2 separate regions of the Homo sapiens genome follow, and region 2 is linked to region 1. Evidence: chromatin contacts called from ENCODE Hi-C data. All regions are on one chromosome and are shown on one strand. The core of a region is the stretch at or near the end of the contact, and the rest is flanking DNA. Distances in the headings are between cores, read along the strand shown.

Region 1 (6,721 bases), core at 1,853-4,352:
TCTAGTTTGCTAAGGGTTTTTATCAGAATGAAGGTTGCATGTTGTCAAATGCTTTTTATACATGTATTGAAATGATATATAGTTTTTCTTTTTTAGTTTGTTAATATGGTGAATTACAGTGATTGATTTTGGAATGTTAAATCGGCTTTGCATTCCTGGGACAAACCTCACTTGGTCATGATGTATTATCCCTTTTATATATTGTTGAATCTGATTTTCTAAAATTGCATTGAGAATTTTTACATCTGTTTTATGAAGAATATTAGGTTGTAGTTTTCTTTTCTTGAAATATTTTTGTTTAGTTTTGTTATCAGTGCAATGCTGGCCTTGCAGAATGAATTGGGAAATCTCCTCTCTTCTTTAATTTTCTGGAAGAGTCTACGTACAAATGGCATTATTTCTTCCTTAAATGTTTAGTTGAATTTACTTGCCATTAATCCCTTCCAGTGCAGTTTTTGTCTCTAGGAGTCTGATTTAGGTCTTTAAAAATAACTCCTCCATTTCTGTTAAACTTTTTGAATATATGGAATACAATTTTAATATCTTTTTAAATTCCTTTGCCTGTTAATTTTAACATCTGTGTCAGTTTTGGGTTGTTTTTGACTAATTTTTCTCCTCAATGTTTTCTCATTTCTTTGCATGCCCAATAACTTTTGTTTGAATGGCAGACATTGTGATGGTTATTTTTTTTTATTCCTATACATGTTTGGGCTTTGTTCTGAGATGCAGTTAAGTTACTTAGAAACTGATCCATTTATGGCTTACCTTTCATATTTGGAAAGCAAGACTAGAACATCGTTTAGCTTAGGGCTAATAACCTTCTACTACTGAGGCAACATCTTTCTGAATATTCTACTCAATTATATGTAAAATTATAAGGTTCTTCAATCTAGTTACTGGCAACAGTCACTTTTTCTGACCTCATGTGAGCTCCAGTTGCTGTTCTTTGTAATTCTTTTAGATGGTTCTTCCCCTGGTCTCTGCTAGCTTCCTCAGCTGTGTGCACTGATTAGTACTCTGTTGAATATTCAGGGGGACCATCTACAGATGTCTGATTCTCTTTCCCTGCAACTCTTTGTCCCCTCTCTGTCCTGCCAACTTTAGCCATGTTGGTCTTTCCAAACCCTTGCTTCATTTCTTCATTGTAGGGAATCGTTGAGCTGCACTGGAGTTTCTCATTCCTATGATATGGCCTGGAAACTTTCATGTCAGTAAGTTAGGGCTTTGGTAGGGTTCTTCTCATTCGTTTTCTATCTTATGTCTTCTGTTGGGTTCTGTCATGATGATTATTCACTATTGTGTTCACTTTCTTGTTTCATTGAACATATTTTTAATATTTTATCCAGTTTTTCTAGTTTGCTTTTGTAGATGGTTTGGTAGTAATTACCTAGTCTGCAATTATTGGAATAAGAGGCCTCAGACCTTTTAATTTCAACAAAGTTTTTTTCCAGAGAAGTGAGCAGCTATTTCAGGTCTGCTGGAGTCCTAAGGTAGAGTCCAATTGGGATTGAGAGCTGACCATCTGGCCAGTCTGCAAGTTCTTGCAGAAGAACCTACTGCTGAGGACTGAGGAGTGTGGGAGTGAGAGGGTGCTTGTTCTGAGGGGAGAAGGAGCCGGAAATGACAGCCTTGCTAGAGAACTGAATCATGGTTATCAGAGAGGAGGAGAAAGAGTGAGAATGCTGCCACATACTCATAGTTCTTTCCTGTTCAGATCCCATTCGATTTGTGAAGTGTGACATTGAGAGTCTGTTAAAATTGAAATGCACTTTTATAAAAATTCTGTAAAATATGGAGCCATAGGCTCTCTATCAACAGGTGGGAGTGAGAGGCAGTGAAATCTGAGTTATGACTGTTAAGGTGACTGTTTAAGTATACCCAGGCTGTGAGGCCTGGGGGAAATCAGGTTACACAGAAGCCAAGTTAACCCGGATCCAGCTCCACCTTGCAGAGTTTCGTTAACAGAAGGGGTCCTTGGTACAAACCCGCTGCCGGTCAGAAACTGGCCTGAGGCCAGAAACTCATTTTACCTTAACCTCAGAATGTCCATCAGATGATGAGGTTCTTGCCTAGGACGGATATTTTTCTAAGTTGGTACTCAGAGATTGACTTAAGAGTCCTTAAAATTTCACAATGAGTCACACATAAGGCCAGGTTTGCTGAAACCGAAAGTGTTGAAACTGCCTGGGGGCAATTTGTCGGTAACCTGTAGGCATTTGAGAAGCTATGAAAAGGATTAATATAATGCATAAAATGAAAGACAAGCAGTGGGGGTGGGGAGTGAGAAAACTATTTCCAGTGAACATAGCCCTAGTTCAGAAGACGAAATCTATATTTCACTCAGCAGAGGGTACAAATCTGTATTACATTAACTCAGCAATTCTAACCAAAACAAAGACAGGATGGCAAATATTTAAACAGTGATTAAACAGTGCCCAGGCAATAGGAAATGTCTGCTCTTGCCAACTGTTTGCTTGAATGAAATAAAATAAATAAGGGGCATACAAACTGTGTCTTCCTGGTTGTTCTCAGGGACCTTCTCTGGCATAGGGGCAGCTCCCTCAATCATGAACTTGAGTCTCATGGGTCCCATTAGAAATAGCCTAATGAGAAAGAACTCTGAAAACTGTTAATGGCTAACAGGGTACAGAATATGTATTTTTCTTTTAACGTATTTTACGTATATAAATGGCAGGGTACAATCAGAGCAGATTTCCCCACCAGGAGGTTGAATGCTTAATTCAAAACAAACGCCTATTGAATTTGATAGTAGATCTCTCCCCTCTCTCCCTAATTTGGCTTTTTGCCAGCTGTTAATCTAATTGCAGGGGTGGCAGCCTGAGATTCTGTGGCCCTCTAGGGCAACTCAAAGTACATATTGTCATTACTAATTATTATATAGTGTTGCTGTGATTAAAAGCACCACTGTCCTTTGAAAAGCCTCAAATGAGATGACAGCACAGAAGCACCTGAGTGTGCCCCATAAACTGATATTCTATTTGCTGTGCCATTAAAGTTCAACAATGCCATTATGTCTTAAGTGACAATGAAAAGTTCCCATTCCAGCTTTTAGTCAGAATGACCACAAGTTTGATGAAACCCCACTCAACCTCTTCTCCAGTCATCTTGAAAGTGAAGCTGTTTGGTGTGTTGGTGTGAGGTAACTAACCATGGTGCTACTATGCGCTTTTGTAGGCAGAGCTGGCCTGGTGACTTAATTCACATTGGGACACTTACTGTCACATTCATCGCACTGGATTAAATACTGCAACTGAACAGCCAAAAGAAGAGGTATCGCTATAGGTTGAGTGATATCTTCCCCTCAAAAGATGTGTAGAAGTCCTAATCCCCATTTCCTCAGAATGTGACGTTATTTGGCAATAAGGTCGTTGTAGATACAATTAGTTTAGATGAAGTCGTACTGGAGTAGGGTGGGTCCCAAACCAAGATAACTGGTGCCTTTATAGGAAGGGGAAATTTGTACACAGGGAGAACGTCTTGAACATAAAGACAGAGGTGGGGAGATGTAACTCCAATCCAAGGGATGCCAAAGATTGCCAGCCAACCACCAGAAGCCAGGAGAGAGACCTGGGACAGGTTCTCCCTCACAGCAGAGTGGGCTCATGTCTTAGCCTGTTTGAGCTGCTATAACAAAATACCATAAACTAGATGGCTTATAAACAACAGATATTTATTTTTCATAGTTCTGGAGGCTGGGAAGTCTGAGATCAAGATACCAGCAGATTCAGTGTCTAGTGAGGGCCCATTTCCTGGTCCACTGATGGTGCCTTCTGACTGTGTCCTCACATAGGGGAAGGGGCAAACTAGCTCTACGGGGTCTCTTTTATAAAGGTTCTAATCCCATTCATGAGGGCTCCTCCCTCATGGCTTCTCAAAAGTCACCACCTCCTAATACCATCAACTTGGAGGTTAGGATTTCAACATATGAGTTTTGAGGGGACACAAACATTCAGACCAGAGTAGCCCCTAACCCAATATGACTGGTGTCTTTATAAGAAGGTGGCTTTGTGAAGACAGAGACACATGAGGAGAATGCCACGTGACAACTAAGGCAGAGACTGGCATTAATGCAGTTACAAGCCAAAGAATGCCAGAAATTGCCAGTGAATCACCAGTAGCTAGGAGAGCAGCAAGGAAGGACACTCACCCGCAGGTTTAGGGGGGAACATGTCCCTGCTGACACCTCAATTTTACACCTCTAGCCTCCAGAATTGTGAGAGAATATGATTCTGTTTTAAGCTGCTCAATGTATGGTGCTTTGTTATGGTAGCCCTAGGAAAGGAATACAGTCAGGAACACTCTTGTCCATAGGCAACATGGGATGTAGCAATGTATGGCCAAATCTTTCTCCTCCCACCATACAGAACACATTCATTCAAAGAGTATAAATTGGCCCAAGCTTAATAGACATTCTCTTTTTTACTAGTGGGTCAACACAAGTATAGGCCAGGTTAGTTCTATAGATAAAACAGAATTTGAAATGTGTAATGTTAAAGCCAAAGGTCCAATGGCTATTTATTCCACATTCTATATAACTACCCTAACTCAAGCAGCCGCTCTAAAACCCCAGTGACTAGGACCCTGAAAAAGTGTTCTTTAAAGTGTCAGAACAGAGATTCAGACTCTCAGAATTTGCTGTTTCAGTTTGAGAAGATGAAGAGTTTGAAGATGAGAAGACTCAAATTTGAGTCCAGCACCCAGCTGCCAGTCTAGCAGCCCATTGTAGCCCCCAGAGAATGAAAATGGAATGCTTGGTCCAATCCCCATGGTGGGTGTCCTCCAGGAAGCTCTGGGGTTCCCAACTGGCCTCCAGCCATACCAGGGCCATATAGATTCCTTAAAATAAATATCTATTTGTGTGTTGCCTTTTGGTGGCTCTGATCATCTATAGCATCAAGTCTAAGCATGATGCTTGAATAAGCCTCCATGATTTATGCCCCCTCTGGGCTCTGGGCTCCTGTTGCATCACACTGTCCCTTTAGCTTTATATCTAGTTACACAAAATTACTTGTTGTTTCCACAATAAAGCCTTATGTGTCTTGTCTTTGTGACCTTAACTATCACTTAAATTGACAATGCCCTTTCCTTCTTTTCCTACTGAAACAACCCTAGTTAATCTTCAAAATATTCATAAGGGACACTTTCCTATGAAAGCCTTCTTTGACAACATCCTCCAGATAGACTTAATACCTTTTTTCTTTGTATAATTTTTTACCTGCTCCTTTACTGTGCATCTCAAACTATATTTAATAATTTGTTTATAATCATCTTTTAATTAAACTGTGAGATCCTTGAGGGCAGGAATTGTATTTTATTTATATAGGATGCCCAGTAGTAAGCATAGTGCCTATACCTGTACAGGTGATTAGTAACTGTTTAAATGAATTCTTCATTTAACAAATATTTCTTGAGACTTTTTATGTTGCAGGCATTGTTCTGGGCCTTGTAGATGTGGCAGTAGTCAAGAAAAACAAAGACCTTTCCTACCTGAAGCTTGTGTTCCGGTAGAGAAAATGGATAAACAGATAAAAATAATAGACATTGCATATACTTTCAAGTAATGATATGTGCTACGAAGAAGAAAAAAGGCAGTGTAGGAGGTTGTGGGTCGATGGGATTTCTCTTAGATTCACAAATCAAGAGGTGATCAAATGAAACTTAACCAAAAAAGACAATGACTTCTCTCTAACCAAACTTGATTACTGATAGTCTTTTTCCAAGTCAGCTTAATGTGCTGTTCAAGAGAATCAGTGTGGAAGGAAGGAAATGTGCAAGAGAGTCCTGTATCAGACACAGTGGGCAGGGAGCTTTACATCTCTCATCTTATTGGGCTTTGACAACACCCTTCAAGATAGGTGCTGTTGCAGATGAATGACAACCTGAACTTCAGGGAGGCCAAATAATGTGTCCATGTGGAGTGTCTGAGTGTGTAAGCCAAGGTTCAAACCCCGGCCATCCTGGGCCACTTGTCAACACCAGTTCTACAGTTGAATTCTATGAATACTTATCAGGTGCTGACTTCATGTCAAGCCCTGTTCTTCATGCTTAGCATACACCAGCAAATAGAATAGACAGAAATCCCTGCCATTTCAGAAAGTAACAAGTGTTGACAAGGATGTGGAGAAATTGAAACGCTTGTGCACTGTTGGTGGGAATGTAAAATGGCACAGGTACTATGGGAAACAGTATGGTAGATCCTCAGAAAATTAAAAATATAATTACCATATGATCCAATGATTCCATTTCTGGAAATATACCCAAAGGAATGGAAAGCAGGATCTTGAAGAGATATTTGTAGACTCATGTTCATAGCAGCATTAACCAAAAGGTAGAAGCAATGCAAGTACCCGTCAACAGGTGAATAGATAAATAAGATGTAGCCTATATGCATTTACCACACATGGAATATTATTAAGTCTTCAGAAGGAAGGAAATTATGACATATGCTATAACATGGCTGAACCTTGATGACATTATGTTAAGTGAAATAACCCAGTTACAAAAAGACAAATATATGGTTCTGCTTATATGAGGTACCTAGACCAGTCAAATTCATAGAGAAAGTAGAAGAGTGGTTGCCAGGGGCTGGCAAAAAGGGGAAGTGGGGAGTTAGTGTTTACCGGGTACAGAGCTTCAGTTTGAGAAGATGAAGAGTTCTGGAGACGTATAGTGGTGATGGTTGCACAACAGTGTGAATGTA
Region 2 (6,721 bases), core at 2,683-5,182, 620 kb after region 1:
CATCTGACAAAGGGCTAATATCCAGAATCTACAATGAACTCAAACAAATTTACAAGAAAAAAACAAACAACCCCATCAAAAAGTGGGCAAAGGACATGAACAGACACTTCGCAAAAGAAGACATTTATGCAGCCAAAAAACACATGAAAAAATGCTCACCATCACTGGCCATCAGAGAAATGCAAATCAAAACCACAATGAGATACCATCTCACACCAGTTAGAATGGCAATCATTAAAAAGTCAGGAAACAACAGGTGCTGGAGAGGATGTGGAGAAATAGGAACACTTTTACACTGTTGGTGGGACTGTAAACTAGTTCAACCATTGTGGAAGTCAGTGTGGCGATTCCTCAGGGATCTAGAACTGGAAATATCATTTGACCCAGCCATCCCATTACTGGGTATATACCCAAAGGACTATAAATCATGCTGCTATAAAGACACATGCACACGTATGTTTATTGCGGCATTATTCACAATAGCAAAGACTTGGAACCAACCCAAATGTCCAACAATGATAGACTGGATTAAGAAAATGTGGCACATATACACCATGGAATACTATGCAGCCATAAAAAATGATGAGTTCATGTCCTTTGTAGGGACATGGATGATATTGGAAATCATCATTGTCAGTAAACTATCACAAGAACAAAAAACCAAACACTGCATATTCTCACTCATAGGTGGGAATTGAACAATGAGATCACATGGACACAGGAAGGGGAATATCACACTCTGGGGACTGTTGTGGGGTGGGAGGAGGGGGGAGGGATAGCATCGGGAGATATACCTAATGCTAGATGACGAGTTAGTGGGTGCAGTGCACCAGCATGGCACATGTATACATATGTAACCTGCACAATGTGCACATGTACCCTAGAACTTAAAGTATAATAAAAAAAAGTCATAATCACAAGATTATTTTAATCAGAGAAAATTATTAAAATTTTATTTCCTAAAATAAGTTGATGGCCAAAAGCTTTTGAATGGCTTTCTAAATGATTTTCTCTACTTGGGAAGTTAAACTGACTAATGATTGTGTGTCTGTTTCTGATGTTCATTAATCACAGGTAAATTAGTAGACACCTCAGGTTCTGTTTAATTAATAAATCATCTCTGCAATTGTGCATCTTGAACTTCAAAATAGCACTTGTTGAATCTGGGGAAGCATTCAAGATTCCTCTGTAAATGAATCTTACTTTTTGTTTAATGCTTAATTTAAAATACTTTTTGATATGTAAAAAACTTGTCATGAAGATGTTAACCAAATTTATTTGTGGAAAGCTATTATGTGAAAATAATTGATTATGGACATTAACCAATTGTATGACATCAGCTATGACATGTATTTTGAGGGCCGTTGACCTCGATTTTTGTTCTTGAGATTTTTTGTGTGTGTGTGTGTGACGAAGTTTTGCTCGTCACCCAGGCTGGAGTGCAATGATGCGATCTCGGCTCACCGCAACCTCCACCTCCAGGGTTCAAGCGATTCTCCTGCCTCAGACTCCCGGGTAGCTGGGATTACAGGCATGTGCCACCACGCCCGGCTAATTTTTTGTATTTTTAGTAGAGACGGGGTTTCTCCATGTTGGTCAGGCTGGTCTCAAACTCCCAACTTCAGGTGATCTGCCCGCCTCGGCCTCCCAAAGTGCTGGGATTACAGGCGTGAGCCACCGCGCCCATCCTCTTCAGATTTTTTAATGCTGGCCTTGAATTGGTTTTCCCGTTTTCTTCTCTCTGTTTTGATTCCCTTCATTCTTTAGTGTTTGGTCTCTGTGGAACAAGAGTTGTTCATTCTGACTATCCCAGACCTTGCATCAGCCCTCCCATGGCTTGATGTTCCTGTTGTTTTCTTGAGCTCTCGAGTGATCCGTTCTTGAGTGAGCTATGACTTTGTCTCTTTCGTGCTTTTCCCTAGTATTTGAATCCTTTTAATTAAGGTGTTTATTGGAAAGGATACTTTAATAGTACTTTTTGTTTTTGTAACGCAAGTTTATTATGCTAATGCTTTCAAACCAATGTGTTCAATAGAGATGAAAAAAGAAAACTAATTCCTCCATAAGCATGTTTATTTTTTTTTCCTCACCTAAGACAAAGCTAATGCTCTAAAAGGTTGTGAGTCTCCTTACTTATGTCTTTACCCTTGGACAAGGTAAAACAAGTTATAATGGAGGGTGTTGTGGGTGTGACTGATGTTTATTAGTCCCTAGCAAATTAGTAGATGTTTTGTCTCCTGATACCTCTGGCTTTGATTCATGTTTGCTCACTACAGAGGGGCCTCATGGACTTTCAGGATGGCACTCATTCATCGGAGAAAGCATTGGAGATTAGTACATAAATCTGTTGTATTTATTTTATCATTTGTTTGGTTTAAAACATACTTTTCCTGAGGGATAAAACGTCCTCCCTTTTTTCTGTGTTCTAATTGGCATCAGCTTCCGTGTATTTCAAGGCAGCTGCTTAGTGAGGAAGCGCAGGGGGCGCTGAAGTCCAAACACACCCTCGCCTGCTCCCTGACTCCTCCACAATAGAAGAGAGCAATGACCAGTAGTTGGAGGCACTTTACTTTTTTATAAAATAAACTAATGTAAACCCAGCTTTGGACACATTGAATAATGACCCTTTTTCAGGCTCCAAATGAACTGTCTGTTTAAACAGCTGGATATGTCAGGGAAAAAAATCAAGTTTTAACTTTTATTAGATCTCTCCTGTTTAGTTCACACCAACTATATGTGTCTGTCATGATGAGAGTGCTTTATACAGGGTGTGAGTGAGTAGTTACCTTTCTTCCTGCTGGAACATTGGAGAGGACCGGGGCCCAGTGGCTGAGAGCTAAGGTCAGAGTTAGGCAGAGCTAGGTCTGAAGGCCACTTCTTCCACTTAGCCCCAAGCCTCAGTTTCCCCTCTGTGAAACAAGGATAATAATACTATATACGTCACACTCACGGGACTATAAGAGGCCACCTATGGAGAATAATTAGCTGGGTGCTTGATGCAAAACAAGCATCAACCAACAATAGCCACAATGATATAGTTACCATGTTTTTCAGTTTGAGTTCCCAGGTGGATACCACTGATATTAGATAACACTGATATTACACACCACTGGTATCTGTAGATACCACTGTGGTTAGCTAACAGTGAATGTAGACACGACAGTGCTTCATCAGGTAGACATCAGACTTGGAACATGCCTCCATCTTTCTCCAACCAGAACCCCTGCGAGGGGGAAACAGAGCAAGTTAAAATACTGCAAAGCTTTGCATTTAGAAACCGGAAAACAGATGCACAGAGCAGTCTGCCTCTGTGTAAATGCACATTGTAATCAGTTTTCTAACGCTGCCTTTACAAGGATGAGTTAAGTGGTTCGTTGACATATCATTATCACATTCTGAAGATAAACAGCCACAGGATCTATGAACTCTCATCAGGCAGTTAATTATTCTTGAATTTTTCTGCACTCTTGAAACATATTCTATTTATTTAACCGTCCCCTGGGAGCCCTGGTCGCCTTTGTCCCTGCCACACGGCCAGTGGTGTAAAACCTCTGCATCTGTCAGATTTCTCCATGTGGAGCGTAATTGCCTGATTTCCATTTGAAAGTACAGCCCTGACATTAAAATGACATAGACCCACCAATGATAACAATGGCTTCCTGACACCTACCAGAGGAGAGGGGGCGAGGGGGCATAATGCAGGAATAAATAAGTGCATGAATGAACGCTCGCCTTCACGGGGCCAGGTCTGAATTTACAGCTGCAGATGAAGTGTTCCTTGGGAGCAAACAAAAAGAAAGAATGAAAGAATAAAAGAAAAAGAAACCAATAGATTAGCATCCGCGTGAGTCTGTTGGAGCCAGATGGCTCTCTGTGGAGAGCGAGCTGGCCTGCTTTCTCCCAGTAACCCTGACCAGCAGACAGCAAGCCCGCTACACGGGGAGAGAAATGATCTCATTCCTCAGCCGGGCACGTGAGCCGCCTTCTTTCTCTCACACACAACTCGAGCTGAAGGGGAGTTGGAAAAGAGAGAAAGGGTGAAAAAGAAAGGGCGGGGGAGAACGGGTGATTGTAAAGAACAAGCAGGTCCTCGTAGCCCAGAGGAAGAGTGAGACTCCAGGCCTTGGCCAGCCCTGAGCGTCCAAGAACTGTCTCCAGATGTCCACGAAGGAGAAGACAGGGAGACAGAGGGGACACCCGACACATTGTTGTCTCCTCCACACACATCCGTGAACTTCACCTCCACGATCCAATGTTGCCTGGAAGGCTTGATGTGGAGAGGCTGAGAGGAGGGGCGCAGGCTGCTGTAGAGGCCATGGGATTAAGTTCTGTGCCCCACTGGAAAGGGGCAGTGAACAATGTTTTCAATTCTTCCTAATGACAATGTCTGCCTGTCTCTGTGGGCCACAGGCGAATGAGTCTGTCAGTCCTCAGCCTGCAGGACCAGCCATCTGCTGGGATCCTGGTCTGCCATGCTCCTGAACAGGTGCCTGAGATGGAGGCAGCTGGAGTAAGGGGGCAGTCAAATGAAACTGACAGGTTGTAGGTGTGGGAGGGCTCCTATCCTTGAAGATTCTGAGGCTGAGAGGGGCTTGGTCTGGGGTCATTCTGCCTGCTCTGCTGAGCAAAGCATTCACTGCTTGTAAACAAGTCTGTTGTCTGGAGTGACAGCCACACGTGGGGGTTGGTGGACATCAGACAGACCACCAGATGCTGGTGTTAGAGCCTAGCACTTGCAGATGTGTGCAGAGGTGCAGGCCTCCTTCAAGTGAATCTGCCCTCTTAGTGAGTGTTCACACACCCAGCTTGGTACCAGGGCTCCTGAGGCCTCCAACCCAGAGAAGCAGACTAAGAGAGAATGAAGGTGCCCGTGCGAGTGAGTGCTGGGGGCTCACAGAGCACTTCATCAGCCTGGCTAGGTTGCTTGGGCACCTGAAGCTTGTCTCCAGCAGTGTTTACTCAAAAGAATAAATAGTTTCCAGGGTGACACCAAATGCGGGGAGATGTAGTCATTCCTTTAAAGCTGGAAACTATTATTTTACTCCTAATAAATATTGAGCAAAATTCTCTTCATTTTCAGCCCAGGATGAGAGCACCTGCTTCACAATTCCTGGCAGTTGTCGGTACAAATGAACATTAAGCTGGCATATTCTATCAGGGCCAAGGAAGCAAAGCAAGCTGCCAGCTGGGGGCTAAAACCACAGGCTCTGGCTTTTCTTCTTTCTAAAAATGAAACAGAAAGCCACCACCCCACCAACTGTTTTGCTCTTTATCTCCCAGGCAATGCTACCACATAACAGGGTTCCTCGTTCTGTATGGGATTCTCACTCACAGCAGAGCTAAGGATTTCAAAGGAAACCGTATCACTAAAGTAACAAGAGCGTGAGCTCCAACATCGTTCCTTGCCTCCACTTAAGCAGGGAGATCAGTCACTCAATAGGAGCATTTAAGAAAATTTTAAAATGCTAGCATTTAAGGAGCACTTACCAAAGTGTCGGCCCTGCCTCTAAGCGTTTTGTGGACATCTCAGGTAATCTTCATGACAACCCTATGCAGCAGGTTCTCTGATTACCCTTATTTTACAAATAGGATGCCAAGTCCCAGAGATGTTAAGCAACTTTGCCAAAGTTGCACAGCTAGTCCCGGGTCCATACCACCAGGCTTTCCCACCTCTTTTGATGGTGTAATAACTGAGCTTTAGGCTCCCTATTTTGGCTGCTCACCAGTGGTGCCATCTTGGGCTACTAAGTCTCCCTGAGTTCCCATTTCCTTGTCTGTCAAGTAAGGACTGGAATAGTGGTCTTATAGGGTTGCTGTCAGGAGCAGAAGTAATGTGTAACATACATGCATGCAGGGCCAGTGCCCGGCACATGTTTGAGGCTCCATAAATGTTAGTACAGATGGTCCCCTGATGGTTTGATTTAACAGTTTTTCAACTCTACAGTGGGTTTGTTGGGAAGTAATCCTGTCGTGTGTCAAGGAGCATCTGAGTTAAGCTAGTTTGATTTACAGTTTCAACTTTACCATGGGTTTATCAGGATATAAACATTTTATCAGGATATAAACCTGATGCATTTTTGTATTTTCAGCTTACAATGGGTTTATCTGGACAGAACCCTCATCGTAAGTGGAGGAGCATCTGTGGTTATTACTACTGTAAGCATTGTCATTATCTTTGTGCTCTTAGATTTCACTGAATTCTCACACGCACACATGCACACATAAAACTATGAGGTAGGTGGGGCAGCTGTCACTAACCCCATTTTATAGCTGGTGTATCAGGTGGTAAAGCTTGGGCAAGAACCCCCATCTCTTGACTCTGCACTTTGTCTAATCTGAGCTTGCTGTTTCCCGCTGGACTGCAGGTCACACCTGTCCATTTCTAGACACCAAACACAGTTGCTGTCTAGAAAGATTGCAGCAAGGAATTCAACCCTTGTCACTTTCCCTTTGTCTCCAGGCCCTGGGATTGGCTGAAGACAGAGCCAGGTCCTGCCTGTGCCCTCCTGGGAATTGCTGAGACAGTTAATGCCTCTTGGGACAAGTAAGGTACTAGCTTAAATGGATCACAAGCTCCTGTGTGCCCTTAAGATTTTCGTTAATGTCTAGGTCAAAAAAAATACTTATTTTCTTATCATCACGAAATGCAGATGCATAGCCCCATCTCATGCCTCGCTTCTCCTAGTTGGGATAGCCTCTGAGAACATTTCCAACACTCTTC

What was found. A loop is a pair of places that touch in the nucleus more often than their neighbours do. Pooled maps may share reads with other maps.
Region 2: a loop to region 1 is called in a map with no recorded cell type, with 9 times the contacts of the local background. The contact joins two enhancer-like sites. A Hi-C loop is called at or near these places in 4 of 37 single-sample maps with no recorded cell type and 4 of 50 pooled maps.

What each region holds. Positions count from the first base shown.
Region 1 is chr13:50,363,874-50,370,594 of GRCh38, forward strand. The region is part of intron 2 of DLEU1 (deleted in lymphocytic leukemia 1); the gene reads left to right. Among named protein-coding and RNA genes, the nearest start is that of DLEU1-AS1, 160 kb to the right of the region's middle. RefSeq lists a silencer at 2,960-3,254. Within about 2 kb of position 3,103, at least 16 of the 41 ENCODE cell types and tissues checked have a DNase peak (open chromatin) inside an H3K27ac peak, as active enhancers do.
Region 2 is chr13:50,987,164-50,993,884 of GRCh38, forward strand. No RefSeq gene overlaps it. Among named protein-coding and RNA genes, the nearest start is that of RNASEH2B-AS1, 80 kb to the left of the region's middle. Within about 2 kb of position 3,933, at least 12 of the 41 ENCODE cell types and tissues checked have a DNase peak (open chromatin) inside an H3K27ac peak, as active enhancers do.